6 separate regions of the Homo sapiens genome follow, and all the other regions are linked to region 3. Evidence: chromatin loops called from intact Hi-C (ENCODE). Cell type or tissue: heart right ventricle. All regions are shown on one strand. Region 1 has its middle 170 kb from the start of TBX20. Region 2 has its middle 160 kb from the start of TBX20. Region 3 holds the start of TBX20 (T-box transcription factor 20). Region 4 has its middle 170 kb from the start of HERPUD2. Region 5 has its middle 160 kb from the start of HERPUD2. Region 6 holds the start of LOC105375230 (a long non-coding RNA gene).

Region 1 (4,000 bases), 170 kb before region 3:
CCTAACTTCACCATTTTTTTCAGACATCACCCAAGGTTGACATTTTATGCAGATAATCACAAATTATACTTTTCCAACAGACAAAACAAGACCAAGATAGAAAAGAAAATCACTCAATCATCCAACCTAAGTACTCCAGCCTTAGTCCATAGTAAAATAAGAAATACTACATGGATACTACCTGAACATGGAGGAAGGCTAACTACATGTTTTCTTAATTATTTGCATTTCATGAAGGCTACTTGCCTAGGATCAATGTGGATGGCTATTGAGAAAATATTAAAGACACTGAGATGAGCAAAGAGGGTGAGTCCTCTCTTTGGAAAGAGATGGGAGCCTCACATAATTTGTCACGCCCTCTGCAGTGTTCACTCTTCCTATCAGGTGCATACTTCCCTGGAATCAGTCAAAGCCTCAGGGGGTAGGGGGAGGTAGCGGAATACTGTTCTTTCCTCCTCCAGTCTCTCCCCTGCTCTGTGTCATCTCCTCCTCACTCTGTCACCCAAGGACCTAATGCCCCACTTCACCCTTCAACTGAACAAACCTAATCTCTAGAAAGGTACTTCTTCTGTATCCCACATTTTAGCCTTAGAAAACCAGCCCCACCTTGTCCTATTGGAATGAAGTTAGCTTTTACAAACCTCAGCAGTTCCTGAGTAATCTACTGCATGTCCCTTGTCCTGACAAAGGATTTCTCAGACATAGCTGAGAGGTGTGTTTTCTTTTATCGGCAAGAAAACTTACTTATTTTTTCTCTGATGCCCTTTGATTTATTTCCATTGAACACCTATAAACAATTCACCACCTCAATGCTAAGCACATTTATAGACTAATTCAGTATTTCTGAGGCCTTTTGTAGGCATCTCATATCTGCTCCTTGAGTAACAGAGGCAGCTGGGGCAGATTAAATGCAGTAATTCCTGTGAAATAAATTAGAATTTCTTGGATTCCCTATGAGTACAAATTATTTTGCTCTATCTTGTTATTTTAAAGGAAATAGTAAATGTCCTATTTGTGTGGCACCTGTGGATTTTTTTCTCAAAGGAGAAGGTGCAGATACACCTGAGTGCTGCCTTCTCTGTTTTACTACTCAAAGCATAAACATTGAAGACTTTTTAAAGACAGTCAATAAAGAACAATAGTTTAGTGTGCTGACATATGCTTTTTGCTTGTTTGTTTTGAGACAGGATCTTGCTCTGTCATTCAGACTGGAGTGCAGTGGTGAGATCTCAGCTCACTGCAACTTCCATCTCCCAGACTCAGTTGATTCTTGTGCCTCCACCACCTAAGTAACTGAGACTACAGGTGTGCACCACCATGCCTGGCTAATTTTTTTGATGTTTTTTGTTGAGACAGGGTCTTACTATGTGTCCCAGACTGGTCTTGGCTTCCCGGGCTCAAGTGATCCATCTGCCTTGGCCTCCCAAAGGCTGAAATTACAGCTATGAGCGTGCCCAACTGTAAACTGATATATGTTATTAGAATCTGCACCATATCCAAATGAACTTTAATTTTCTTCCACTCTTCAAGTTTGGAGGAAGAAACACATCATTTTTATTGCTGGTGTCAATTTTTAAGAAAAAAATTTCACTTTAACAAAACCAGGATTTTAAGATGAAAACAAAGTAGAATCAAACAAAAAGAAACAACAATTGCCACCCAGCTCCCCCGCTCAAGGAAAAACACCTGTGCCGTTGCTCAGCCACAGGATCAGTCCAGGCCTCCTGTGGCCACTAGCTGCAGTGGTTGGTTGTGTGCACTGCACTGCCCTCTGCTGGGTGGGCCAGCTCACATCTTACTTTTTTTTTTTTTTTTTTTTAATTGTGGTAAGAGTGCTAAACAAGAGATCTACCCTCTTGACAGATTTTTAAGTGCACAATACAGTATTGTTAACTATGGGCACAAAATTGTTCAGCAGATCTCTAGAACAAATTCATCTCATATAACTGAAATTTTATACCAGTTGAACAGCAACTCCCTGTTTCCCCCTTCTCCCACCCCCTGACAACCACCATTCTACTTACTGTCTGTTTCTATTAATCTGACTACTTTAGACACCTAATATGAATGAAGTCATGCAGTTTTTTCCCTTCCGCGGCAGGCTTATTTCACTTGGCATAACGTCCTACTGGTTCATCCATGTTGTTGCATATAGCAGAGTTTCCTTCTTTTTTAAAGCTGAATAATATTTCGTTGTATGGATATACCACATTGTCTTTGTCCATTTATCTGTCAGTGAACATTTAGGTTGTTTCCACATCTTGGCTATTGTGAACAGTACTGCAATGAACACAAAGGCTCACATCTTAATTCCATCTCCTCTGAGGCTTTTATCTGGAGTGGCCCATTTGATCTCTGCATTTGCCACTGTAGAGCCTGGGGCTTTGTAGTGGGACTAGGAGCTCCCATATACCCTATATCCATAAAAGTATGCTGCATTGCTTGTCAGGGCAAGGACCCTCCCTCTACCCTCCACCCAAGGATGAGACAGAAAGGGAGAGGACTTCAGCAATATTCATTATTGCTGATGAAGGTCACTGGGGTTGTAAAAGAAGGAGAAAGACTAAGACCGAGAAAGTCTGATGAGGGTTATGCTGGAGGTATTTGGGAGTGACAAGAAGGGAAGTATAATTTCAGAGGCCTGGCAATAAAGCACTGGAGAAAGGATATTTGGAAAATAACATTGGAAAGGGGCCCTTCATATCAAGCCACGAGAACAGGGCAGTAGATATACCCTGCTACCTCCTTGCTGGACAAGTATGTACCACAAATGAATCAGGCAAGTCCTTAAGGAATATCTAATCTACAGGGAAAACGAAACATGTGGACAGAAAACTCTATTCCAAGGTAGAAGTTTGTGTTGCCAGGGAGCCATGATTAATGTGTTCTCAGAGTTTAGAAGAGGAGAAAGCCCATGTGGCTGGGGGAGGATAGGAGAGGCCTCGTGGTGAAAGTAGGATTTTAGTGCAGACTTGATGAGCAAGGAAGACTGGATATGGAGAAGACCAGTCTTTAAAAGCTGTTTAGTTCTCATTTTAGTTCCTTAAAAAGCAAACTTTCAAGGGTAGATAGAGGGTGTGGGGAGGGAGAGGTCTAACCTCACTTTCTGAAATGGAATTTTCATGTAATAACCAATAGATCCTTTCACTGTAAAGATTTATGTCAAAATAAACATATGTAGTGGTAACTTTTGAAATTAGCTTCTCCAAATCAGTCTTAGATTTAAATAATTTAGAGGAACACGGATGTTATGGGCTGATGTGTGTCACTTGCCCCAAATTCCTGTGTTGAAGTCCTAACCCCCAGTACCTCAGAATATGGCTGTATTTGGAGATAGGGTCTTTAAAGAGGTGATTAAGGTAGAATGAGGTTTTATGGGTGGGCTCTAATCCAATATGACAAGTGTCCTCATAAGAACAGGAGATCAGGACACAGACTGAGGGGCAACGATGTTAGGACCGCAAACTGGGGAGAGAAGCCGCAGAAGCTATCAACCCTGCCAGCACCTCAGTTTTGGACTTCCAGCCTCCAGAACTGTGAGAAAATATATTTCTGTTATTGAAGCCACCCAGTCAGTGGTACTTTGTTATGGCGGCCCTGGCAAACCAATACAATAGGCATTACGGATTCATAAAACACAAAAACTTACTCCTGCGTTAAAGCTGGGAAACAATAGGCTCAGCCCTAGGAACAATCACTTGGATATTCCAAATGAGTATTTTCTTAAATAACAGGGCAGTCTGGATTGTCTTCCAAGTTGTTTGATTAAACATAGTAATATGTCCAACCAGAAAACCCCTAGCCATATTACAACAAACTAGTTGCTAGGATTTCTGTGTGATTGAAACTCTTTGACTTTTCAACCCATTGTTACTGCACGCGGAGACATACTCACTGTTCACCCTGGACTGCCAGATGATGTACTCTGTGTGAGTGTCAAGACTATTTTTACTATTGAATGTCACCTTTTGTGGCAGTCCATGTTTCTAGTTGCAAAGCA
Region 2 (4,000 bases), 160 kb before region 3:
GCCTGCCCAGCCCTGGGTGGGTAGGAGACCACCCCCTTGCCTCTCTAGCTTTTCATGGTGTTGAGAGACTGGACCCTGAAAAGCCAAGTGGGCATGAGGAAAACCTTCCCAAACTCAGGGCAGTGGAGATGACTTGTTTGAGAGGCCTCCCTACTTGTCTATGAACGCACAGGTGCTAACCATGAAAAGAACTCAAAAATTCTGGTAATATTGGCACTCAAAGTGGGAAATGAAGGAACTTTGTTGGGACAGGGGGTGGATGATGGAGAGGACAGGGTTTCAGTTATCCGCCAGGCTGGTCCTGTTGGCAAACACATACTAATAATCCTATCTATGAATAAAAAGCAGTTGGAAAAATATGTGAGGAGGCCTTAATGATAGTAAAAGATCCTGAATTTTTATTCTTCCTTCCCTCATCCCCTAATACAAATTCTCAACTTTCTTAGAGACAGCCTCTGGGTAAATAATTAATTACTTTGGCATTATTTTTACTCATAATAATATCAGTGATAATAATTATATTTTCTTTCTTTATAAGAAAAGGCTTGCAGGTTTTTGCTGAGGGAAGAAATTGTAAAAATTTTTGCATGATGGTTTTTTCTATTTAAAGAACTGAATGAAATCTTTAAGGACGTTATCTGTATTTGACTTCCTTCCTAAGTTCTGAGGACCAAATCCTAGAATAAATGACAGTTAACATCTGCTTAGCTTAAGATGACACTTGGAAGGCTTAACAATCTCTCTCAACTTATTGAGGTACCAATAATTTATATTAAATTGATTCACTTGGGCTTATACTTGAGTTTGATTTTTAGAAAATGCTGCCTTCATGTCAATCTCACTATGATTGATTTTGAAAGGCAGTCATGGTTCAATGAATGAGAAGGGAGAAGGTAAGAGGGAGGAAATCTCTAAGCCCTCCTTCTCTTCTAACTGAATCAAAATATACATGTATATTTTTAAAAATTAATTTTAAATTCACTGTTCACATTGACTCTAATGTCAACTATTGAAAACTTATTGTGTCCCTACTATTCTTGAAGATATCAAAAAAACATTCTTCACTGGGGAGAAAAGACTAACAGGAACAAACTTACTCAGTCCCTGAGCAAGGTTGTGTCATTAGGTGGCATATTGTTCAGTACAGTCACAGCTCAGTGGACATCCATGTGGGCTGAAGGCTGGGTGGAGACACAGGCCTTGAGGCTTGACTTGAGAGATGGAGAGAGTCATGCACAGCAGCCCAGGCAGGAAGACACATGGAAGAAGAAAATGCAGAAGCAGAAGAAAGATACCCTTGTGGCTCACTGGGAAGGCTGAGTCAGGTTCAGACTCCAATATAGGACCCCTATTTGGGAGACAGAATATGAAGCGAGGTGCGTCAGATGAGGCTGGGTTATGGTAGTGTTCACATCCAAGCCTGGAATGGCTGTTGCACATCACCATTCCTTTGTCCACAAAGACATCCACAATGGGTCATGACACTCCATGTCCTCTGTAGCTCTTCAGGTAGCCACTGCCAGCCAATTGAGCAGATTTGGCCTTCAAGATGAAATCTATTCTCTAATCCCATCTCAGGCAACATATTTAGGAAATGGAGAGATAGCGAGTGAAGAATAGATGAATGAAGAAGACAGGGGTCCCTAAACTTCCCACTTACTGTTGATTTCAACCTTTCCTAACACATTTACGTTTTAAGTGGGAGCTGGACACGATGGAAGATCACTGGACTGGAGATCCTAGGGCTTACATTAAAGCTCCATTTCTGCCACTAACTTCCCCCAGTCTGTGCCTCATTTTCGTTATCTGTAAAATGAAAAGATTGAAATAGATGATGGATAAGATGTGTCCTGACATTGCCTTTTGAGAGTCCTACAAATGCCAACAGAAAAGAAGCCAGGCTGAGCTTTGCAGGGGTCTCCTCTAGGAAGAGATGGAGGCTGGTACAAGCACAGCCAAGCCATGGAGGGGAAGAGGAAGCCAAGGTTCTGGCTGACCCACACCCTAAGTTAACAGCTCCTGGATAACTGAGAGCAAGCAGCATCAGTCACTGTTTGTGTTGGATGATCCATATGGCACGGAACATGTAGTTTAGGCGCCTTGAGGTCTCTCAGTAGGAAGTCGATGAAAGGCCTCATCTGGAAACAGCTTCTCTAAGGATCAAGGCAAGTGGGAAAAGTTTGTGTATCCTTGTTTGCCTCCCTCTGGATTACCCTGGCCCTGTCCTCAGCTTCACGTGGCCAGTTTGGCAGATGTCCCCACCCAAAGGCACTTCACAACAAAGCAGCCTTTCTCACCGATGACGTCTCCTACCTCCAGCTTGCCTGCTTCATTGGCCTCTAAGGGATGCATTTTGGAGACATGAGATGAGGCAGGATGAGGTCATGGCTCCATGCAAAAGGACAGGAAGACCGTGCCTTCCTTCATGCATGGAGCTGCACACCCTCATCCATGGAGGTTATTACCCCATATGCCGACAGCAAAAGATCAGCTCTGGCAGCCAGCTTGCCAGCGGCTCTGTTGAAACTTCAAGAATGCAGATAAGGCTGAGCAGCTTGGAGCCATGGTATTTGAATGTCTAGCTAGGCATTTTGCAGGCCTGGCTTGGCTTAATTTATTAATTTATTTGTATTCCCACCAGGACATGACAAGACTCTGTGCTTCCCTCTTGAAATGTGCCTTTTCTCAAGGTCCCTGCATGTCCATTCAGGGGCTGAGTATGCAAGGTCTACAAGGTCTGATGGAGAGGTCTACATGGCAGGAATAACATCTGTCTTTCAATTTGTTGCTTTTTAGAAAGCTCTTTGCATGGATGCTAAACAAAATACTTGTCTACTGTCACTTTTAAAGTACTTCTTGGAAACACATGGCTAGAGACAATGAAGGGGAAAACTAACTATTATTTACCGATATTTTGCATCTCTTAGTTCTAGGATACACAGAAGTCCATGACTAGAAATGAGGAGCTGGGACTCAAATGAGCCGAACTTGTTTCTGTCCCTCTCTTGAGTTGGGCTTTGTCACATCCATGCACCCATTAATTGATTCTTCCATCCTTCTGTCCATCTGTCTGTTTAGCCATGCATCTGTCCATCCATCCACTTTCTCATTCAACTGTCTGATACTTATTGCCTCCTCTGTGCCCAGCACCGAGGTTGCCATGGTGAATGAGACAACTTTCACCTTCACAAGCCCATGGCTGGAGGGGGCAGGTGTTTATGGGGAACTCTGTTGCTGGAGATTCTCTGGAGTTGTTGAGCTGCAGGTACAACTGGTTTTCTGCAGGCAGGATGGACTCTGCCTGGGTGTGCACTGCTTGCTGCTCAGAGCTTCTGATCTTTTAACAAATGAGGAAATGTTTCTTGTGGCCATGGAGCTTTCTATTCTACCTTCAGGATTTTTATATCTAATTTAGGAAAGAGACTAAAAGAGTAGGGAACATAGCTGAAGTCTTACTGACCCCTCTGTCTCTCACTATGGTGGAGAGAGGCATTGGTTTGGAGCTGTCCAGCTGGGCACTTGCCCTGATATCTGAGCCTTAGTTTCTCTTTCCCTAAACGCCAAGTGATAACATTCATTCTTCTGTGTCATTGTTGTGAGGACTGCATGAGATGAAGTGCACTGAGTCCTTAGCATAAGGCCTGCAATGTTATAAGCCTTCAGCAGATGGGAGTGCGTATTCTCATTAAACCTGACAGTGGGTTAGAACAGAGCTCTCTCACTTTCACAAGGGCTGTTAGTGGCTGTCAGTAACTAAGATTTGGACTTTATTTTACATTTCTTCACAAAATTGAGGTCCTCACCATGCTGTCACACAATAACAAGCAATCAGGCAGGGTTTCAAGCAAAGTAATGATTATCTTTTCCCTAATAACTTTCAGGTAGGACCTCAATTACTCTGTAATGAACATTAGTGTTCTTTGTCCCTGTCTGTGTGTCTCTGTGTAGGTATGTTTGTGTGTGTGTGTGTGTATGTGTAGGTGGATATGTATTTGCAGGA
Region 3 (4,000 bases):
AGGTCTAGACTAACCATAACATTCCCCGACCTTCCAAAATCCCCACTTCTTGAGGGAAATCTTTCTTTCTGGACAAATCCTAAGCATTTGATATAGGAAAGGAATCAGTGTGTGCCTTCCACTCAATACAAAGAAATGTCACTTACATTGAGAAGGTGTGTCTGGGGAGAGACAGGTTGGGGCGGGGGACTTTAATAACCAAAAAAGGGGTCTGGATTGGGTCTGGGTTGTCCAAAACCAGCAAAAAATTTAAGAATAGAAACGGATCCTCAGATGCATCCTGCGGTTTAATCTGAAAGCCCTCTGCTTGCCAGCCGTCGTTAACTCTACTCTGGCTCTTCAGCTAACAGCCCAGCCACAGCTGCAGGGCCAGGGGCTGATGAGGGTCGGGGCCCGGAGTGTGAGTCCTGCCCTTCCGTCTGCTTCTAGCCGCTGAGGTGGACTGGGGGGAGATGCGCGCTCTGCCACGTCGGGCCCTGTTTTTCTCTCTCAAACGCACATGGAGACCGGCTAGAAGACAGCGTAAATTCCTTCCAGCACCAAAGTCTATGGTTTTACGAATTTCCTCAAACATTTATAAATCGACACTTCGAACTTCGATAGTGATATGAGAATGCATTTTTTAGTCACCTTCATCCAGCACCTTGTTAAAAACTATTGACACACGATGACCAAGACAGGCTGAAATCACGACTCTTCCAGATGTCATCATTTTGTTCACACAAACGTTTTCGACAGCTATTTTAACTTGCCGTTTTCCCTCACAAATTTATTTCAGGAGTAGGGGGTGGTGCAGTGAAAAGTTGGAGTTTTAAAAATTATTATTATTATTTTAATTTTAAGACCCACGAAGAGGCTTCTAATAGCCAGACCGACTGGCTGGAAAAGAGAACAAATATTTACATATACAGCTTGAGTGTGTATGTCAGCCTGAGTTTACACGGCTCCAAGCGAAGCGGATTACCCTGCGAATTCGGAGAATTTGAGTTATTCAGGCTGAGCAGGGCTAACAGGACGCCCTCCAACAAGGCCGTGGGAAGTCCTCGTCACAGCCGCCTTTGTAAAACCAGAGGGGTCTGTGTCCGCTTAGTCCGGGCGCTACCATAAGGTTCGCACTCTCCCACTACGCGTCGCGTGGTTACCGTAGAGCTCCGCGCCCTGACCTTCGCCTTCTCTTCGGCAGCCGTCCCATTTTCCAGGGTCCCTCTAGGGAAAATAGGAGCCCCAGGCTAGAGACGCACTGGTGAGGAGCAGAAGCCACGGTTCTGAGAGCAGCATCCTTTGCCAAATGCCCGCAGCTCTCGCTAAGCTTATCTTTTTCAGGGCTGCATTTGCTCAGCCCCACTGTCAAAGAGATCAAATTTGGGACCATCGAATGAGAGTCCCAGCCCTGGGATCTGCCCCGAGTATGGACCTGGCCAGTTGGCGCCGGCTCAGAGGCGCCGGATTCTACTGAGCGCTTCCCTACTTTCTTTTGGAACTTTGAGCGCAGGTAAGAAAAAGAATGGAAAAAGCGAGAACTCCCGAGGCTTCCACTGGTCTGGTCATAGCTTCCCCAACTGGGCCATGCCCGGATCTCGGGCGTTAGGCCGCGGTGATGTGTCCTCTCCCGACAGCGCGCACCGCCCTCCCGCCCGGGGCTGTGAGACCAGGTGGGGATGTCCATGGCTGCTGCGTCAGCCTAGTGGTGGCACCCTTTTCCCTGAACCTGTGCTGGGGTACCGAACAGCCGGGGCGACAGGCCACGCGGGCGCCGCACCCTGGGCGCGCCCTCCGCGCCCGGCCCGCGGCCCCGCCCCCGGCGGCGGAATCAGGAAGCGGTGACGTGAGACGGCGCTGACTGGCTGCGGGCCTCCGGGATCGCCGCCGCCAGCAAATTAAGGCGCAGGGCAGCGAGCGCCAGGGCTCACTGTCCGTAGTTCCGCGCCGCGCTCCCCACGCCAGCGTCCTAGCAGCCGCGCTCGGCTGGTGGCCACCTCAGCCTGGGACATCCCGGCTGTCCCCAGCCCCAGAGGGAGGAAGGACGCGGAGGGGATGCTCCAGGACCCCAGGACTTTGTGCAGTTGATGCTCGTTTCCGCCTTCGGGCTGTGCAGACTGTCGTCCTGCCGAGCGCCCCGGGGCGTGCGCACCCGCCGTAGTGCTCGGTGGGCCCTCTCCTCTCCGGCTGCCTTCGAAGTCTCTGCGGCTCTGGGGCTTTGCGGTGGGGAATAGAGGCCAGTGTGCAGCTCTGGAGTCGTTGGAGCTGACACTTCTGGAGTCCCTGGCCCCGCTGTGACTGCTCTCGGAAACTTTGAGCTGTGTTTCGGGTCTTTGTCTCCCTTGGGGAATCTGGACGGCAGTTCGGACGACCCCGTCCCTGGCCAGGACCGCGTGCTGGGGACCATGGAGTTCACGGCGTCCCCCAAGCCCCAACTCTCCTCTCGGGCCAACGCCTTCTCCATTGCCGCGCTCATGTCGAGCGGCGGCTCTAAGGAGAAGGAGGCGACGGAGAACACAATCAAACCCCTGGGTAAGTTGGGCTACCCGGCTGTCCGCCGAGGACTGGGGATGCTGCGCATCCGTCTGTGCCCCTGGCTGCAGGCGGCTCGCAGCAACGTCTGATGCTCAAGCCATGAGCCATACATCGCGGGTGGGAGATCTTTTTCTTTTGGGTCCAAGTTTTCTTTGGAGGCTTCAGTCTGTTGAATGCTGTGAATGTGCATCTTATATCTGGGCCCGTCGGTCTCCTAAGTTGTCTAGAATCCATATATCAGATCAGACATATGGTGTGTGTGTATGTTTGTTGGGTTAAAAACATTCATGGAAAAATAATAATAAAACCCCTTTTAAGGCTCAACAGGATTTACTGTGCATGTAACACCTGCTTGTGCGTTTGAAACGGAGACGCTAAAGGACTTCATAAGAAACCAGTTTAATTTTGGTTTTCCTCTGACTTGAATAGACAAAACAGAGCAAGCTCTTTGAAACCACTGTAAAGCAGAATAAGCCAGTTCTCCCTACACGAACCATTTTATTCACTGAAGCTCTAGACTTATCACCAAGACATCATTTTATAACTGTCGTCATTTTCAGTTGAGGTTGGCAAAAACACTAACCAGTAACCATTTCTCAAATTCCTCTACTTTTAGTTATGTTGTTTGTTTAACAACCTTTACCATTTATAGAAGACACTAGGCTAGGAGTAAAGGGAGAACAGGGATTATGTTCTTCTTAACACTAGTGAATTACATGGAAAAGAACCACCCCAAGATAAATATTTAAGAATCTCTTTACAACTGAGGGAAAAAGAAGTGTTCTCATCATTGCCTCGTGGATCCCCAGGAAATAATTGTTACACAGCCTGATCGTCTGGTATCACTACAATGTGAAAATCAGATAGCAAACTTAAGTTAATTTTTCTTTTTTAACCCTCCCCAATTTTTCCTTTCTTCTCTCTGTCCTTCCCACACTTAACATATCACATCCAAAATAATGATAACATGAAAAAAAGGAAGTGTTAGAGATCAAAAATAAGGTGTTTGGGCTTAAAGATGAGAGAAGTAAAATTCCTGTAGCTACTTGAAACCAAGGAAAAAGAAACTAGTAGATCTGTAGAAAACAGAATGTCAAAAAAAAAAAAAAATCTGTCCTCTAAGTTTTCACCCCCTTCCCCTGGTTCTTCCCACCCACCTCCCATCTAAATCTAAACCTGCCAAAGAATGGAGACAATCAATCAAACAAAATCCAATTGTTTAGAAAAATATAACTAACAATTTCAAAGTTATATTGTGCGACTTCTCAACATTATACATTGCTGTTTAGGGGCCCCTGAATTCTTTGTAAACATCTCAGCTTGTTACATAGCAGGAAAAGAGGATTCCCGACAGAAGTGTAGACAGCAAATTGGGAAACATGCCAGCCCCAGCTGCACTGTCATTTCAACATTGCTTCCTTCTCTCTTTATTTTTCTGAGAAAAGCCACCTTATATCGAAAATTCTAAATCTTGAACTTTAAAGCC
Region 4 (4,000 bases), 270 kb before region 3:
AGCAGAGTCTTAGGCTGTCTGTGAGGGATCCTCACTTGGGGCAAGATGTGCTGATTCTTTCCAAGCAGGACACACTTTGGTTTTAATCCTTAGTCTCAGTGGACACTTTTAAAAAACATGTATTCATTTTCCTATTTTGGCAAATAGATTATATGTAGAATATAATGAATGAATTTTAATCCCTTAAAAATTCTCTTTGGGTTATCTTATGATTCAATAAGTTTCCTGAAATTAAAATCCTACATAAATATGTATTAACTTAATACATATTAAGGTATAATATAGTAAAGCACGTTTAATTTTATTAAGGCGTAACACAGTAAATCTAATTATTATAAATTTAATCAAGACATAACATAGTAAAAGTATGTCAGTTGTGCCAGTCTTAAGTACTGGATTGTAAACTAAGTCATCACTTGTGCAACCACCACTCAGATTGAGCTATGGGACAGCTGAGCATTCCAGAAGTTTTCCTCATGCCCCTTTCCAATCTATCACCCCAGCTCCAAGGTAACCACTCTTCTGACTTCCATTTATGAATGGTAAAAGATATTTAGACTTGAACGTTTTTCTCCAGAAAGTGTCTTGTCGTCTGTAATTGTCTTGTTTTAGAGCCAAAGTCATCTTGTGAGTTTTATGGCTTTTGACACTAAGAGCCATGTTGCTTTTCCACAACTACAGGAATAAGTGGTGCTTTGAGGTTTTGGGATTTGAATGTTCTTTCCAGCTTTTATTTGGCTGTATCTGTGTTACCGTTGATCTGGCTACATAAGAATGCTGGAATTCAAGGTTTTTCTGTAGATTCTTCAGCTAGATGATCCAAGATAATACAAGTAAGCCCCTCTTCTGACAATAGGTTTTAATATTAAAACATATATTTTATTTATTTATTCTATAAAGGATTTAAGATAACTTATACAGAAAAATAAAATATGTCATAGTGGGAACACAAAATAGATGTAAAAGAAGAAAGAAAACAAAACAAGGCATAGAATGGGTTAAGAGCCCTCCAAATGATAAGTACCATTTTGAGATTCTTCATATTTGGATTTCCAGATAATACTGTAACCTTTATTAACTTATTTAATTATAAACTATCAATCATCAAGATAATTGAAGTTTGTCTTAAATGCACAAATGGCTTAGAGAAAATGTTCTTATAGAAATAGACTAAATTTCTCTACAAATATTCTCAGATGGGAAGTGTTCAGAAGGCACTGATCCCACCTTCTGCTGAGTTGTTGGAAAAGACAAATGATAACTACTTTGGGTACAACTATCCCTCATAACAGAAGGCAACAGGCCCCTTTGCTTCTTGTTGGAAAATTCAACTTTAAATCTGGAAAGACCTCTGTTACGAATGGAATGTTTCTCCCTTCCAAAACTCATGTTGAAACTCAGTCCCCAGTGGGGCAGTATTGAGAGGTGGGACATTTAAGAGGCAATTGGGTCATGAGTGAATTAATCCATTCATGGGTTAATGAATTAATGGGTTAATGGATTAATGGGTTATCGTGGGAGGAGAACTAGTGGCTTTATAATGAGAGGAAGAGAGACCTGAGTTAGCACATCAGCATGCTCAGCCCCCCAGCATGTAACAGCTGGCACCATCCGGGGATTCTTCAGAGAGTCCCCATCAGCAAGAATACTCGCCAGATGAGGCCCCTCAGTCTGAGAATCCTCAGCTTCCATAACTGTAAGAAATACATTTCTTTTCCTTATAAGTTCCCCAGTTTCAGGCACTGAGTTATAAGCAACAGAAAATGGACTAAGACAACCTCTTAATCAGAATTCCTCATAAGATGATCTTTGAGATTTTTCATACTTGGAAATGCTGCTCCCACTCTTGTGGGTTGCTGGGAACAGGGGACGGTCTGTCATCCTCATCATGCTATACCTGGCATGTATCATAGTGTCTGGTATGTACCAGGCCTCTGGTGAATAGTGTTGGATGTTGGGTGAAGGCAGGCTCCTCATTCCTTGCAACAAGAGGAGCCGGGAGGGATCTGCCCCAGCACATTGCTCTTCACCCTCACCCCTGAGAGCTCTGTGAGAGACTTCTCATCAACATGAACACATTTGTGCACATCTGTTACTAAGCACATTAACGTGCTTCTCATTTTGTTTTTTATCACAAAATGTGGTCCAACAGACAGAGTTCTTATGACATAAATGCTATTGCCCTAACTTTTTTTGGAGAAATACCTGTTGTTCCAAATACTACACAAAATACATATCTGGGAAATCATTGTGAAGTTTCAGTTGCTCTAATAAAGAGCTTCCAAACTTTTGGTGTAGAATGTCCTGTAATCATCTTTCAGTTCCTTTGCTCACCCGCTCCTCGCAGCTCTTGTTGTGCAGTACCAAACATCTCCTGTAGATGGCTCTACCTCCCTATTATCGCCTTGTCTCCGGAAGCGGCTGCCAAGTCTTTCGGCTCCCGTGGTAGTTCTACTGGAGTTTGAGCCAGGGGCTGTGAAATGTAGCTCCAAACCTCACTGGCCTAAGTGTTAGTGGATGCTATTCATGCAGAAGGGTAAGCCATGGACATTTAAATAAGGGGAGGCCGGAAAAGGTCCACTTGGTGGGATGTCCTGATGGGTGGCATGGTCTAACCTCAACAGAGATGCACCGAGGTGAAGTAACTCTGGGTAAAGCTGTAGACTCTGTGCTCTCTTTGGAGCATCACAAAACGTTTAAAAGCTCTGAGAAGTTCTGTAGGAAGAAATCTGGTTAACTTTGCTTAACTCGGAATTTTATGAACTCAGGACCTGCTCATACCAAATCAAACGGTATTCTGTGGAATAAAACTCCTGGAGGTGATGTCTACAAGATTTCTGAGGTTTGGGACAAGAAGCTGGGGCTTCTTTCCTTTTCTGGGGTGAAAGAAGGGTGTGGCAGAGGCTGCCCACCTTTGGCAACTCTGCCGAGTGGCCAGGGATCATAAGGGGTGTGTGTGTGTGTGTGTGTGTGTGTGTGGCTTGCCCAACACAATTTTGTGGAAATTGCCCAATCCACCTAAAGTTTGGAAAAAAGAAAATCCCATTTATTGGGTGCCTTATCTGTGCCAGGCACAGGGCTAGATTCTTTTATATGTTACTAATATATTCTTTATGTCATCTTCTGCATAGATACAATCTCCACTTCACAAATGAGAAGACTGAGGAACAAAGTGATAGGGTAACTTGCTTCAGTTTGCAAGATTTAAACTTGTCAGCCCATAAGCCCCTTACTTTGTATCTTGCTGTGTTTTCAATACATCCTACTAGAGAATTATTGAGAGCGTTTTAGTAGGGAGGTAATTCAGATTTATTTCACTGCAACAGCCTGTAGAGATGTACGAAAGAAATGCAGGAGACCCAGGGAAAAATCCCAGCAGTGCCACTTCCTGGCGGTTTAGCCTTGGCCAAGTTGTTGAACATTTTTGAGTTCTGATCACCTCTTCCATAAAATAAGAATTTCTTATGGAGGATTAATTAGAACTAACAGTATGGACTAAATACACCATCAGTGCTCCAAACCATCTGTGTAGTTGGATAAGCCAGTTCTTGGCATCTCCACTAGCCACAGGCAAGTGTGGCCACTCACATTCTCTGTGGGGCTCTGAAGCATTAGGCGTGGAAGCCAGTCCTGGGGTGACAGAACTCAGGTGGTCTCTTTTCACAACCCCTGAGGGTGTCGGAGCCTTGGATGCTCGCCAGAAGCAGCTCAGAAAATAAACCCAAAGTAGTGTCTCAGTTATCAGAAGTCAGAGCTAAATTTAGGATACAGCTGTGAAAGTGAATGCTTAACAGGCTCTGTGGAGTAGGGCTAGCAATTATCTGGCAAATTTGATTAATGTGGACAGGCTATGCAGATAATTTTTTCAGTTCTCAGCCAAATAGCCCCTCTTTCTCCTGAATATTTTTCTTCCCCAAACCATCATGAACCTCACCTCTGGGATCCTTCTCATATTCATTGTCTTCATTTGCATGGGTTTTCTTTTGTGGGAATTATTAAA
Region 5 (4,000 bases), 280 kb before region 3:
CATGCCACGAAGGGTGGCAGCAGAAGCAGCTGCCATGCTGTTTCTGGCTGAATAAACCAGACTTAAAAGCTGGAACTTGATAGAGCCCCTGTAGTTGAGTGTTATTGAATATTCAATTATTTATTAGATTTACCATCGCCACGCACAGGACCAGTGCCATCCTGAAGATGTCAGAGCCACCCACACTTCACAAAGTGAGGGGAAAAGTGGTGCCGTGGGTTAGAGTTTCTGTGGGACTCTAGTCTGGTACTGGACCCCCTGAAAAGAAGGTTCTGGCATCACGGTTGTTTGAGGAAAAGGCACCTGCCCCAACCCCCTCACAGGGCTCTGAATACACATTAGCTTTGAAAGACGAGAATCCCCACCATCAGGGCCTCTGTGGATGTCTGTTCACTGTGATTACCTCCTCACCTTTATCTGCTGATAGAAGCCCACGTTTGACGCACATTTATTAACATCCCAAGACAGTGCTGTTCCCAGAATACCTTTGGCAAATGATGTTTTTGGCCATTCAGTCTATTCATCTGTGTAGAAAGAACCTTGCTTTCATATTATCGGGCCTGGTTTCAACAAACAGACATATACTGAATCTCTACCGTGTCAGCCACTGAGTGATGTGCAGAGTGTAGGGGATGGGACAGAGGGTGTGAGGGGCTCTGTCTGGTGGGAGCTCCCTGGAGGGAGGTGTTGTAAGTACAGTGTACTGGTGAGGCAGGTGCTATAATGGACAGGCAGGGTATATAGAGTAGTAGCTAGGAGTACAGGCTTTGCCATCAGAAACCCCTGGGTTCAAATCCCAGCCCCGCTTCTTCACAGCTGTGAGCTGTGACTCATCCCCTTTGTCTTCCTTTGTGAAATGTGGGTGATCTCCCTTTTACAGTTGCTCTGAGATGAGGGAGAGGACATGGTTAAAGCACTTCCACAAGGTTCAACTCAGAGCAGGTACCCCATAAACATGGCTATTATTCTTGTGGAATGCCACAGCAACTGTGGGGTAGAAGATGAACAAAACCCAACCTGGAATGTTCAACCCTGGCAGGGCTTATGTTGGCCAAGTAAGAACATGAACATGTGCCATGAAGGTGCCCAAAGAACCTCCAACAGGGTGATCTGGCCCTTTAAGGAGGTCGGGGAGGGCTTCCCCAAGGAGATGTGACCAGGCGGACAGAGGAGGGAAGAGCATTTCAGGCTGAGGGCTCAGAGTGTACTAGACTCTTTGGAGGTGAAACCGAGGGTCCGAGCGGAGGTGGGTGGGCTGGAGAGCAGAAGAAAAGAGGCCGTGGAGTGAGGGAGGGGCTGGGAGGCAAGACCAGACCAGGAAGGGCCGCGGGGGTGGCTTTGGTTTCTGTCAGAGCAATGAAAGCCATGCGAAGGTTTCAGCAGAAAGCTTTGTTTGAATTTTACTACAGGGTGCTGTGGGAGGAAGGAGAGGTTGGGGGGGCCACCATGCTGTGCAGGGGCGAGCCAGGGAAGATGTCTTGGAGGCGCTGGCCTTGAAGATTGAGGGCAAATCTAGGGAAAGAGCATTCCAGTCTCTCTAGCCTCAACAGAGAACCACAGCACAGCAAAAGCTTGTTCCTCTGCCTGGATTCAAGCTGTCTGTTCCCACGGAGGGAGTATGTGCTGACTGGTTGGAATCGCAGTTCACCTTCCTATGGAAAGGATGGCTGTCAAGCAGTGACTTCTAAGGCAAGTTCTGAGAGCCTAGGCTTGGGTGGATGGTTGCCTGATGGTTCTCATTGTAGGAGAGGGCCGCATGGCATAGAGCAGGGAGCTTCCACCTTCCGGAACAACAGCTCGGCAACGTGTTGGCCCATTGGCAATTGGTCATTAGTAATTGCTAAAGGACCAACGGTTTGTGGACAATTCACTTGTCTTATAAATTAGCACATAGGCAAAGATTGCTGTATGATAATTGCACCCATGCACATGTGTTTCCCCTTCATCGTTCCAGAATAAGGGGTAAAGAGGGTGAAATGAGAAGTTCAGGGATGTGCATGATTTGCAGATTTTTAGACTTGCGGAGGCCTCAGGGAGCAATCTTACTGCTGAAACCTTATTTAGTTGTGTCAACTGCAGTTAGGGCTTGTGATTTCTGATACTGCTGGAAGTTTTATTTTCTTTTCAATTGTAACCTAGGGATACATTTTTCATAAGATGAAAGGAGGGCACAGCTGGTGGCCGAGGGAGGGAGCAGACCATCTGCCTGCAACTGTGGCTCTGGTCTGGGAAGGTCCTGTCCCTTGTGTTGCAGCCCACACACAGTTGAGAACCAAGGTGCTCCGTAGGGGCCCCAGGACTGGTGATTAGGAGGCTGAGCTCCTGGCCCATTTCTGCCCTATCCTTAAACAAACCACTTGTGCTCTCCAGGGCTCATGGACTCCGCAGAGGTTGTGTGAGGCCGCACTATAGACGCGCGAGTCGGTAAAAGGGCCATTGCCGCGCTGCCAGCACTAGGTGGCGCCAGTGCCCAGATGATCCGCACTGGCGGCGCGTGGTACCGCCCAGCGCTAAGGGCTGAGTCCGGATCAGTAAAACGAGCAGTCCTTAGCGTGAAGTTCGATAGGTGTCTGTCGCGGTGGTCTCTGCCTTCGGTCTGTCCCCTCCCCAGACCCCCCGCGTGCTCCCACTTCCCCTACACCCCGCACCTCTCATATGTTCCAGGCAGGGATGCGGCTCACCCGGCAATGCTCTGCCCCGGGGGGTGCTCGAGTCCTATCCCCCAACTCCGCCCCCCCGCCCCCCGCCCCGCCCTGCCGCGGGCCCAGAGTCAGCCTGGGCGGTCCTGAAAGCAGGTCCCCAGTCCGCACTTCTTTCTCCTTCGGGGTTTGGGTGTGTCTGTGGGCTTTGTTTTCCAGGTGTGTCTCAGTCCTCCAGTTCAGAAGGCGGTGGCTGGGAGGAAATGACCTTGGCCTTCTGGGGGTTCACTTGGCCTAGGGCCCTTAACATATCCTGCAGGTCCCCGGCTGTCATGTGCCCCTTATCGGAGTGACATGGGCAGGTTAGCCAGCCTCCTTGGGCCTTGTTTGGGGCCAGACTACATCTACTTTGCGGTGAGGATTTACTGAGGCAGCCTGTAAAAGGCCCCTTCCCAGTGCCTAGTTCAGAGCAGAGATCAATGAGTATCATTCATTCACTCACTCATTCACTCATGCCAGGATATGAGCAGTTCCCACCCTTACTCCGGGGTGTGCAGGGAAGGTGCCACCCACTAGACTTTCCTTTGGTGGCCTGGGAGAGTCTGACATCTCACGGGAGAGAGCGGCTCTGCTTCCTTCTCCACAGTTTGGGAAGGTGCTGCCGAGGCCTTAGCTGCCACGACGTCGTGTTTGGCTTGGCAATAGGGAGGATTTCTTGTCCTGGACTTGGCTTCTCTTCTGATTTCAGTCATGGGTTTGGGCCGTGCAGCCACTGGGAGCAGCGCCCTGTTGTCTAGAAGGTTGTTCTGTGTCCCATCTCCCACTGGCACACAGGCAGTCACTGCGGCAGGTCAAAGGGCCAGGGCCAGAGTCCCCAGGTTGCTGTGGCCTAACTATGAGAGTGTGCTCAATGCGAGGGATGGCTGACCTTTTAGACTGATTGGTTTCAGAACTGCAAATAATAGGAGTGATTCATGACCCTCTAGTGGACTCTGCTATCTGTAACTAGAACGTGGATTTGGGTAGGAGGAGCCCTTGGTTGGTGAAATAGAATCAAGCTCCTGTGTGTCTTGGGGTGGAGGTTGGAGGGGAGCCCCTGGCTGGTGCTGTCAGTCCTTGGTGGGCCTCAGAACTTGGCCCACCCAGTGGTGTCTCCAAACAGAAATGGAAACCCAGCTTCTTGCCTGGACTCTTTACCCTTACATTGGAGAGGCCCCCTGGGGGCCCAGCAGGGGAGATGGGTACAACCAGACCCACCACTCAAGACCATGGTGTCCCCATATGCTGTGAGGATTAGAAGAGATGGTACTTGGGATGGCTTCCGACCAGGTGCATGGTGTATAGGAGCTAATCAAGCAGCT
Region 6 (4,000 bases), 130 kb before region 3:
GAATCCCATGAGGTTGGAACTGGAAGAGGTCCTTACAATCATTCCTTCCCACCTAGAAGGAAAGAGACAGTACTCCTGAGGGAGGAGGGTGAATGCCAAAGGCCTCCCAGGATTAGGAGACCCTGCAGGGTCAGACGGAAAAACTGAAACAAGGCAGACCAGCCCAGGTACCCTCTGCACTTTACAGGGGGTGGGGGATGGTGGGGGGTCAGAAACCAGCATGGTCTCCCTTGGCCACTAACGGTGATGGAGGTGGCCCCTGACCCCACCCAGTGACCAGGCCCCGTAGTGGTGAAGGTATGGAATATGGCTGTTGAACCCATTCACCAGCCAGGACCCAAAGCCTGCCAGTGTGCAGCCACTCAGCTACAAGTCAAAGGGCATGGGGGCTTCTTTCAGACCCATGGCGTCTTTCCACAGAGGGCTATTTTAGCAAAAATCTTAGGCTCAACACTCTAGTGGAGGCCAAACTTTGATGAGAACAGGAAACTAGGGAAATATGGAGAAATTTTTTTGAACCCTCAAGAGGCCAAGTGTGAATGCTCTACAGCCTAGGCAGGATGGGGGCCGATTTGACACTGTGGCGTCCCCCTCATGGAGGAGAGCTGAGAGCAGGTCCATGCCCAGTTACCCAACTCCACCAACATGGGGTGCAGCCAGACATACATAGCAAATGATGAGGCTTGGGGCCAAGACCCTGAGCATCCAGTTGTACCCTCACTGTCCCTCTATAGGCCTCAAGCTCCTCACCTGTGAGAGGCCTATTGCTGGATGAGATGACACTGGGCGCCGTTTGCATTGCTTTGGATTTCAGACAGCTCTGCTAATAACCACACGGAATGGGAAGGTAATGCCAACGAAGGGGGAAAACTGGCCATCTAGACGTATATATCTATACATCTTCATGCACATTGATTTTTTTAAAAAGCTTGCACTTACCAAGAACCTACTCCAGACTGGGGATTTATGTAGGTTTTCTTATTATATCCTCACAAAGGCCACATGAGAAAATAGAAGCTGAGAGAGACAAATTTGCCCAAAGTTATAAAGCCAGCAGGGGCAGAGCCAGTGTTTGAAGCTGGGTCTATTTGTCCAAATTCCCCATTATGCTGTAAGACAAAGATAAGATAAATCAACCTTTCATTTATTAAGAAAAAGGCTCACAGACAACAAACTTCTGTGTACTCTCGCCTACTGATTATGTGTCTTTCCTCTAATCTCAGGGGTAGGGACCAATTTGGTAGCAAAAATTTCCTTTGCAATCATATTTGCAGGGCATGCCAAGGAAACTCAACACCTATTGGGTGGGTCAGTGGGCACTGGACGAGGCAGGAGATGGGCTTGCCTAGAGCCTCATTTCAGGCTCTTTCCTGCCATCTGGGCTCTTCCTGAGCATCTGTCCGCACCTTGGCCTGAGCTGGCCATCAGTGGCCAGGGTCCTTTGCTTCCTGGGTTCACAGGCCATCTCCAAGCACTGTTAATGAAATATGTTATCACAAGGAGCCTATTGCCAGGAAAGACCAGATGGACAATTTCAATGTTGATGTACAGTTTTGTAGGGGGAGTCACAAGAGAAGAGAGAGGGAGAGATGATCCCAGCCTCAGCGGTTCATGTGTGCACGTCCATTGACACCAGATGCCTGGTGCTTCCAATCTGTTTCCCGCTGTCACAGGGAGCTGGTGAAGAGCTACAGCTGCACCGCCGTCAACCTCAGCAAGGCCTGAGGAGCAGCCACATGGCTGGAATCAAGCACTCTGGGGACTGAGGAGGTGGGAGTTTGTGGGAGAATGTGGCTGTGGGGACCCTAGGGGAATGCTTCTAGCCCCAGATTCCAGTTTATCTTGGGTGGAAAAGGAGTTCCCCTCCAATGGCTCAGCCAAGAATGTTGATGTCACAGGGAAAGGGAATAGAGTTTGATTGTGTGTCACACAGAACTGGGAACAGGCTGCTTAGAAGGACGCCCTTATCAATTAGGTAATGTCTGCTAATGATTGAGAAACTGTGTTATGCAGTGCTCCAGCTGTTGATGTGTTAGCAAATATCTGCGAAGGGCAGGATACCTTGTGGGAAAATGTTTTCTTAGACAGGATCTTACTGGCTGGAGCCCTAAAACACTGTTGTATCCGACAGCATTACCAGGTATCCGAAACAGAGCAACATGGCAGACATGTGGACTGGGCATAGGAGGCAGCTGTGGTTGGGATTTTGGTTTCAATTCCAGGAAATAAAAATGTATTTGTGCAGAAATGATGCCTATAACCAAATTTTCTTCCCCCCTTGCCTTTCTTCCTTTTCCCTTTATTTACTCTTCTTTTCTCTCCCTCTCTTCCTTCCTCTTTTCCTCTTTCTTCTCTCTTCCCTCCTTCTCTTTCTCCATCCCTCCATCTCTCTCTCTTCCTCTCTTCCTCCTTTTCTTCCTCCCTCTTTTCCTCTTCCTCCCTTCCACTCTTTCTCCCCTTCATTTCTTCTCTCCCCTTTCCTCCCTCCCTGCCTTCATTTTTTTTTCCTGTTAACATACCAACATTTAATGATGTTCACAATGTATAAAACACTAGGTGAGGTGCTAGGCATACAAAGATAGTAACAGTGCTTGTCCTCAAGGGAATTATAGCTACAGAGACAAAAGGAACATGTAAATTGATGTATGTAAAACATGTGTGATAGAATACAATGGTAGAAGTATGTAGCTCTACTGTAGCCAATGCCTATACTTTAAAAATTGTTGTAATAGGTTTTATTTAATGTTTTCTGTCTTCTCTCCTATAAAAAATAACACATCATATTTCAGGGTGGAAAACTTAAAAGACAAACAAAGTGCTTCCAATCTCACCAATCAGTAATGGAAATGTCTGAAAGAAAATACATATGTACATGTCTACACATGTGTAGACATACACATATTTTTCAAAAATGAGTTATTGCTGTTTAGAGTGTAGTGTGCTGTTTTCACTGAACATATTGTTGGCATCTTTCAAGGTTAACAAATATAGATGTACCACATAAGTTTTATTGATTATATAGCAGTCCATCAAATAGAGGATTCATAATTAAGTTTACCAATCTCCTGTTGCCAAAAATCAGTGTTCTGTTCCCAATTTGGGGATATCATTTTTACAAAAACATGGCAAGCATCTTTGTAACTAAATATTTACATGTTTCTCAGATTATCTCCTTAGGATAATTCCTAGAAGTGTAATTCTAGTAGAATTATGTATACGTCTTATGACTTTTTGATACATAACCCCACTACACTCCAGAGAGTTTATATTAAAGAGTGATGTTATTCTTTAATGTTTTCCAATTCAATAGCTGAAAAAATATGTCATATATATGATATATATTTAAATAGGTATATGTTGAATGAATATATCTGCTACAACTAAAAAGCCTCAAATATTTTAAATTTTTGCATTTGACTTTTGAGATGACAATTTTATCAATTTTACTATTTATTGTTTTAGTCATATATTTTATATATTAGTCTTTAATATTTTATCACATATATTAGAAATATTTTCTTAATTTGTCATTTACCTTTTAGGGTTTTTCCCCCTGTATAGAAGTTTTAATGTGAGGCAGTCGATCAATTATTTTCTTTATGGTTGCTGCTTTTGATACCAGATTTATAGACTATTTTCTACTGTAAGGTAATATAAATGTTTACATATGCTTTATTCTTATACTTTATCTGAAATTAATTTAGAATTTGTTATCACTAAGGATGTAGCATTGATCTTTCCAAATCATTAACCAGTTGTGAGGTATTATGATCAAGTGTATACTTAAAATTTGAAAAATCTATAATTATATTATGTTTCCCATTTTTAATGTTATTTATTTAATTTTTTAAAAATTAGGTTTTTAAATATTTGTTGGTCTTTTCAAATAATCAGCTCAGAATTATTTCTCAACTTTATTATTCTAAAATTATTAATTTCTGCCTTGATCTTTATTAAATTTTCCTTTCTTTTATTCTATTTTTAAATTTGTATAGCTTAA

What was found. A loop is a pair of places that touch in the nucleus more often than their neighbours do. Peaks named below come from ENCODE experiments on the same cell type or tissue, not always from the same donor. Only the 100,000 strongest peaks of a DNase experiment are listed, where the experiment ranks them.
Region 1: it touches region 3 in a loop (3-fold over the local background); 23 of 110 quality-filtered maps call a loop at or near these places.
Region 2: it touches region 3 in a loop (3-fold over the local background); 24 of 110 quality-filtered maps call a loop at or near these places.
Region 4: it touches region 3 in a loop (2.5-fold over the local background); 9 of 110 quality-filtered maps call a loop at or near these places.
Region 5: it touches region 3 in a loop (2.4-fold over the local background); 8 of 110 quality-filtered maps call a loop at or near these places.
Region 6: it touches region 3 in a loop (4-fold over the local background); 17 of 110 quality-filtered maps call a loop at or near these places.

The regions. Positions count from the first base shown.
Region 1 is chr7:35,422,832-35,426,831 of GRCh38, reverse strand. No RefSeq gene overlaps it. Among named protein-coding and RNA genes, the nearest start is that of TBX20, 170 kb to the right of the region's middle. In heart right ventricle, CTCF peaks have their summits at 1,560 and 1,764 (motif pointing left); a DNase peak (open chromatin) is centred at 1,757; H3K27ac peaks cover 403 bases.
Region 2 is chr7:35,413,949-35,417,948 of GRCh38, reverse strand. No RefSeq gene overlaps it. Among named protein-coding and RNA genes, the nearest start is that of TBX20, 160 kb to the right of the region's middle. RefSeq lists an enhancer at 1,341-2,759. In heart right ventricle, no CTCF peak of the experiment used is centred here; a DNase peak (open chromatin) is centred at 2,288; H3K27ac peaks cover 3,799 bases.
Region 3 is chr7:35,252,005-35,256,004 of GRCh38, reverse strand. It overlaps TBX20 (T-box transcription factor 20), which reads left to right and starts at 1,905. Exons shown (of 8, transcript NM_001077653.2): 1 at 1,905-2,511. The coding sequence starts at 2,385. RefSeq lists an enhancer at 2,408-2,984. In heart right ventricle, no CTCF peak of the experiment used is centred here; DNase peaks (open chromatin) are centred at 1,211, 1,814 and 3,912; H3K4me3 peaks cover 4,000 bases; H3K27ac peaks cover 4,000 bases; H3K27me3 peaks cover 816 bases.
Region 4 is chr7:35,518,796-35,522,795 of GRCh38, reverse strand. No RefSeq gene overlaps it. Among named protein-coding and RNA genes, the nearest start is that of HERPUD2, 170 kb to the left of the region's middle. In heart right ventricle, CTCF peaks have their summits at 2,174 and 2,373 (motif pointing right); a DNase peak (open chromatin) is centred at 2,425; H3K27ac peaks cover 1,045 bases.
Region 5 is chr7:35,536,063-35,540,062 of GRCh38, reverse strand. No RefSeq gene overlaps it. Among named protein-coding and RNA genes, the nearest start is that of HERPUD2, 160 kb to the left of the region's middle. RefSeq lists a silencer at 2,451-2,520. In heart right ventricle, CTCF peaks have their summits at 2,247 and 2,459 (motif pointing right); a DNase peak (open chromatin) is centred at 2,452; H3K4me3 peaks cover 570 bases; H3K27me3 peaks cover 289 bases.
Region 6 is chr7:35,382,893-35,386,892 of GRCh38, reverse strand. LOC105375230 (a long non-coding RNA gene) reads right to left here and starts at 1,845. Exons shown (of 3, transcript XR_927168.3): 1 at 1,407-1,845; 2 at 940-1,109; 3 at 1-52. RefSeq lists an enhancer at 1-2,191. In heart right ventricle, no CTCF peak of the experiment used is centred here; a DNase peak (open chromatin) is centred at 1,722; H3K27ac peaks cover 2,757 bases.